Linked DNA regions of Homo sapiens: region 1 is linked to region 2. Evidence: read pairs that join two places in POLR2A ChIA-PET (ENCODE). Cell type or tissue: OCI-LY7. All regions are shown on one strand. Each heading gives the region's core, and the rest is flanking DNA. Links, peaks and the distances in the headings are about the cores only. Region 1 has its middle 160 kb from the start of LNX1-AS2. Region 2 has its middle 16 kb from the start of PDGFRA.

Evidence for each region. ChIA-PET counts read pairs that join two places held together with the same protein. Peaks named below come from ENCODE experiments on the same cell type or tissue, not always from the same donor. Only the 100,000 strongest peaks of a DNase experiment are listed, where the experiment ranks them.
Region 1: POLR2A ChIA-PET joins it to region 2 with 5 read pairs; 2 of 35 experiments call an interaction of 5 or more read pairs at or near these places.

Annotation. Positions count from the first base shown.
Region 1 is chr4:53,749,589-53,752,504 of GRCh38, reverse strand. No RefSeq gene overlaps it. Among named protein-coding and RNA genes, the nearest start is that of LNX1-AS2, 160 kb to the right of the region's middle. In OCI-LY7, for the core only: no CTCF peak of the experiment used is centred there; no DNase peak of the experiment used is centred there; H3K27ac peaks cover 216 bases.
Region 2 is chr4:54,211,415-54,214,330 of GRCh38, reverse strand. No RefSeq gene overlaps it. Among named protein-coding and RNA genes, the nearest start is that of PDGFRA, 16 kb to the left of the region's middle. In OCI-LY7, for the core only: no CTCF peak of the experiment used is centred there; no DNase peak of the experiment used is centred there.

The DNA of each region.
Region 1 (2,916 bases), core at 162-2,661, 460 kb after region 2:
TTTGTAAATACCCACCCTATTAAATAGAGCTCATACAACATCCTCCACAATCTAGATCCTTACTGCCTTTGTTTAAATAACCATTCTTCTGGGTGGTGGATCTCAACAGTCTAAGTTAATTAGGGTGGTTTTATTCCTTGTTTCCCCAGGGAATGGATTGGGTGTGGCCATAAATAACCATTCTGGACAATGAGATATGAGGGAAAGTCATGAGGAGGCTTCTGAGAAATGTTTACTTCCTTAGAAGAAAGAAACAGAAAGGGAAGTACCCTTTTCTTTCTCTTGACATAGGTGTGTCCAGATGTGATGTGTGAAGTTTTTGCAGCCATCTTATGACCACGAGGGATAGCAATTTGCGAACATAGCTAATACATGGAGGAAGGCAAAACAGAGATGAAAGAAACCGGGTCCTTTATATCGGGAGTCCCCAACCCTGGGCTACGGACTGGGCCACACAGCAGGAAGTGAGCAGTGGGGGAGCAAGCATTACCACCTAAGCTCTACCTCCTTTCAGGTCAGTGGCAGTATTAGATTCTCAAAGGAGCACGAACCCTGTTGTGAACTGTGCACGTGAGGGATCTAGTTTGCATGCTCCTTATGAGAATCTAACTAATGCCTGATGATCTGAGGTGTAACAGTTTCATCCCGAAACCATCCTGCAACCTAGCCTGTGGAAAGATTGTTTTCCACAAAACCTGTCTCTGGTGCCAAAAAGATTGGGAGCTGCTGCTTTATAACATTGTCCAACTGTTGAATTAATGAGCCTGCAATATCTCTAGACTCTATATTATGTTATGTAATAAGTACCTTTATCATGTAAGGCTATTGAGTTTAGGTTTTTACTACATGCAGCCAAAAGCATTCTAACTGATATACGCCTGATCTTTTTAAGACTCAGCTCAAGCACTGCCTCTCCCAAGAAGGCTTCCCTGATAGCTGCTGTCTTCTGTACCTAGACTGGGTTACATACCCCTGCTCTGTATTCTCAGGACATCCTCTTATGGCCATTTTTTTTTGTGGTGTATGTAATTATCTATCTACAGTTCTCCCCCTGCATTGGACTGGCAACATCTCAGGACAGGACCATGTTTTCTTTATCTCTATTTTACCAAAACCTAAAGAGTAATTAACACATAGTAGGCATGTAATGTATACAGATGAACTGAATTGAAACTCTCCTGCTCACCTTATCCTACACTAACCAATAGGTCTCGCTGCCTTCCAGTCATTCCCAGCCTACATAATTCTCATACCTAAGAATTTCCTTCTTCTCTACTTCAATCTTTTGTAGTTTCTTTTCCCTGACATATTTAGAAAATGTAGTTATATTTGAGGTCTCCCTGAACTTACAAAAGGCCATACTCCAGGTGTGCCCCTGCAGGCTGGGAGGGAAGAAGGAAAAGGGGCTTGTCTCTTTCCCCACGTTTTGGGCATTGCCTCTCCAATTTCTACCCACGGTGACCTTGGCTCTTGGGGGGAGCAGCAGCTGTTCTGTCCACAGTGTGACAGCAGACTGAAAGAACTTTGAGTTTTCACCTGTTCTCCCCTGTCCCCTCCTTCAAGGCCCCTTGGCATTATGTTACTGCACATTTTGGCCCAAGTCTGCCAAGATTTCTAAGTTCTCAGTATTTGATTCTTTTCTATATCTTGCTATTTTGCAACAGCACCAACTCCAATGACACTGACAGGTAATGTTTTCCTGCCTCCCAGATCATTACCAGTGAAAAAGATGTAAGCCCAGAACAGGCCAACCCCCCAACCCCCACTACTCCCAGGGGCTTCGGCTGGATATTTTTCTCCCCCTCCCTGGAACCTCGGGCTGGAGGCAACACCATTCATCATTTTTTTGGCTGCAAATTCTGCAATATTATGGTTTCCATTTTTGGAAAAAAAGACTTCTTTTTAAAATTTATAGTATAAAATGGCATAGTCTCTTTCCCCTTCCCTTTTTTTATTCCCCTCTCTCTCTGTCTTCTGTATCTTTCCAGATTAGTGCCTAAAAACACAGACTCTGAAATGAAATGATCTGATTTGGGATCCTTGTTTTATCACTGAATAGCTAAGTAGTCTTTGGAAATAAACCTTCTGTACCTCGGTTCCTTCAGCTCAAAAGTGGTGATAATTGTTCTATACCTATCTCATAGAGTGGTTTTAAGTGTTAAAACATAACATAAAAAGGGCTTATAAGGATGCGTAGTACAAGGTAAGTACAATATAGGTGTTAAATGTTATATTACTACTACCACTACCACTGATACCATAGCTAGCATTATTGAGGGCATACTATTTATTATGTGCCTGATATTTACTATGCTAAACTCTTTAAAAACACTGGTCTCTTAAATTTGTATTAAGTCTTAAGAGGTGATTGAAAAAAAGTTTTTGAATGCTCTGTGGAAGGCACTTTTATATGCTCTTTACTCTGATTTTATTATGTAATTTTCACTACAACCCTATAAGGTAGTTATCATTAAGGTGCAGCCGTCACAGATGATGAAACTGAGGCACAGATTAAATGGTTTGCCAAAAACCAAGTCTTAAATTTATATCTCTCTAAACCGGTGGTTCTCAAATATTAATACACATCAGAATCACCTGGTGGGCTTATTAAAACACTGATTGCTGGACTCCAGCTCCAGAGTCTCTGATTCAGTAAGTGTGGGTGGGGTCTGAGAATTTGCATTTCTGGTAAGTTCCTGGGTGACGTTGACACTGCTAGTCTGGGAGACGGGGTTTCCTATTCTGAGATCCACTGTATTTTTTTTTTTTTTTTTGAGACGGAGTCTCGCTCTGTCACCCAGGCTGGAGTGCAGTGGTGTGGTCTCAACTCACTGAGCCTCCCAAGCTCAAGCGATTCTTGTGCCTCAGACTCCTAAGTAGCTGAATCTACAGGTGTGTGCCACCATGCCCGGTTAA
Region 2 (2,916 bases), core at 246-2,745:
GCCCAAGCTGGTCTCTAGCTCCTGAGCTCAAGCAATCTGCTGGCCTCCACTTCCCAAAGTGCTGGGATTACAGGCGTGAGCCACCACGCCTGGCTTCCTGTGTCCTTTTCCTAGCATTATGGTTCAAACTGTATAAAAGCCACTAAATTCAAAAGGTAATTTGGATACAGTACCTTCTACGTGCAAGGCTGAGTATTTGGTGACCAGGAAGAAACAGCAAGGAGATAAGAAATAGAAAGTAATTTCCCAGAACTTTATGAACAAATTAGCATATGAACAAATGCATGGAACCAGTGACTCAGTGCCTGGGTGGGGCATCGATTGACCAGAACAATGACGACTTTTGCAGAAACAGGATTTAGGCTCTCACCAGATCATAGGAGTCAACAAATCCTATTCAAGCTCCTGTAAACCTCCTTCTTGTCCTGTATTATCTCAGTTGTTGATGTCACAGTTCCAAGGGTCCCTTCAGCTTGGACGTTGTCCTTGACTAGCCCATTCCCCTCCCCATCAGAATCTGCCCAGTTCCCTAAACTGGGAAATCTCCAGATTGACTTCCCAAATCATTCTTGGCACCAAGTCTTTCTTTCATTCCTTCTTGCCTCCAGGGCCTTAGTTCAAGTCCTTGCCTTCTCTTGTCCAGACTATGGTCACAGCCTCCTAACTGCATCTCCCAACTCCAATCTTCACCTCTTCTCCTCACCCCCCACAATCTTACCATAAGGATCCTTCTGAAATGCAGACCACACTGTGTTATTCAAAGTTGTTCAATGACTATAAGCTTGAGTGCCGGAATCCTCTGCAGAACCTACCATGCCTACCATATAATATAGGATCCCCGACGCCCTCTCCTGCCTTGCCCTGGACACCCCCGCCTGCACCCTGCAGCTCCAGCATCGCAGCTCTTTCAACATTGTGTTGTTCGGGTCAGAACCCCGGCAGCTCAGAAAACACTCTTCGTTTTCCTTCCACTTTGTTTTCTCTGGTTGGTACTTTTGTTTCCTTACCTTCTTATCCTAGGAAAAGTCTTCTCTTTAATTGCAACACTCTCTGACCTAAAAAGAAGACACGGGAATTTTCCACTTTCTGGCAGAGAGAGGAATGCAAGGATATCCTCACCACTTTTCTGGTGGCAGGAGTTTGCTTGTCAGATCCAGAGCTAAAGGAGTGGAGAAGAGTTGGAGGAGAGACTGTGAAATCCTGGGAAGAAAATTCTTTAGAATGTGAATGTTCCCTCTTTTTGTCCAGAGAGTCCTTGTCAAAGCTGGCAAAGCTATAGGTGTTCTGAGTCATTTTGATTTTCTCCATTTCCTCTAAAATCAGCCTTGCACCAATAGACATGATGGGAAGCCTTGAGTCCTGAACTGTAGATTTTTACCCAAGCTTGATTATCCCCTAGACTTTCCCATCTCAAATGATAACACCACCATTCAGTAACCCAGACTCCAGATCTAGTAGTTTACTTTCTTCTTCCTTTTCTCTTAACTCCCATTCAGGCCAATAGCAAGCTTTAATTTTTTTTTTTTTTTTTTTTTTTTTGAGATGGAGTCTTGGTCTGTCGCCCAGGCTGGAGCTCAGTGGCATGATCTCTGCTCACTGCAAGCTCTGCCTCCCGGGTTCACACCATTCTCCTGCCTCAGCCTCCCGAGTAGCTGGGACTACAGGCGCCCGCCACCACGCCCGGCTAATTTTTTCTATTTTTAGTAGAGACGGGGTTTCACCGTGTTAGCCAGGATGGTCTCGATCTCCTGACCTCGTGATCTGCCCATCTCGGCCTCCCAAAGTGCTGGGATTACAGGCGTGAGCCACCGCGCCCAGCCACTTTAATTTTTTTTTAATTTTTAATTTTTTTTTTTTTTTTTGAGACAGAGTCTTGCTCTGTCGCCCAGGCTGGAGTGCAGTGGTGTGATCTTGGCTCACTGCAAGCTCCACCTCCCGGGTTCACGCCATTCTCATGCCTCAGCCTCCCGAGTAGCTGAGACTACAGGCGTCCGCCACCACGCCTGGCTAATTTTTTGTATTTTTTAGTAGAGACGGGGTTTCACTGTGTTAGCCAGGATGGTCTCGATCTCCTGACCTCATGATCCACCCACCTCGGCCTCCCAAAGTGCTGGGATTACAGGTGTGAGCCACTGCGCCTGGCCTTAATTTTTAATTTTTTGTGTGAGACGGATTCTCACTCTGTGGCCCAGGCTTGAGTGCAATGGCATGATCTTGGCTCATTGCAACTGCCACCTCCTGGCTTCAAGCAATTCTCCTGCCTCAGTCTCCCGAGTAGCTGGGATTACAGGCGTGCACCACCATGCCTGGCTAATTTTTATATTTTTAGTAGAGACTGGGTTTCACCGTGTTGGTCAGGCTGGTCTCGAACTCCTGACCTCAAGCAATCCACCTGCCTTGGCCTCCCAAAGTGCTGGGACTATAGGCGTGAGCCACCGTGCCCAGCCAATAGCGAGTTTTATTGATTTTTACTTTCCAAGAGTCTCTCAAATCTGTCTACTCCTCTGTTGCTCCACGGCATCCACCTAATCTCAAGAGGTTCCTCTCTCAAGGAATCACCTTCCAATTGCTTACCTACATCAACTCCTGCCTTTGGCAATTCATTCTCCACACAGCAATCAGGGGGTACCCTTATTAAAACATAAAGTCTTATTTTTGGCCGGGTGTGGTGGCTCATGCCTGTAATCCCAGCAGTTTGGGAGGCTGAGGTAGATGGATCACCTGAGGTCAGGAGTTCAAGGCCAGCCTGACCAACATGTTGAAACCCCGTCTCTACTAAAAATATAAAAATTATCTGGGCGTGGTGGTGCACACCTGAAATTTCAGCTACTCGGGAGGCTGAAACAGAAGTATTGCTTGAACCCAGTAGGTGGAGGTTGCAGTGAGCCGAGATTGCGCCATTGCACTCCAGCCTGG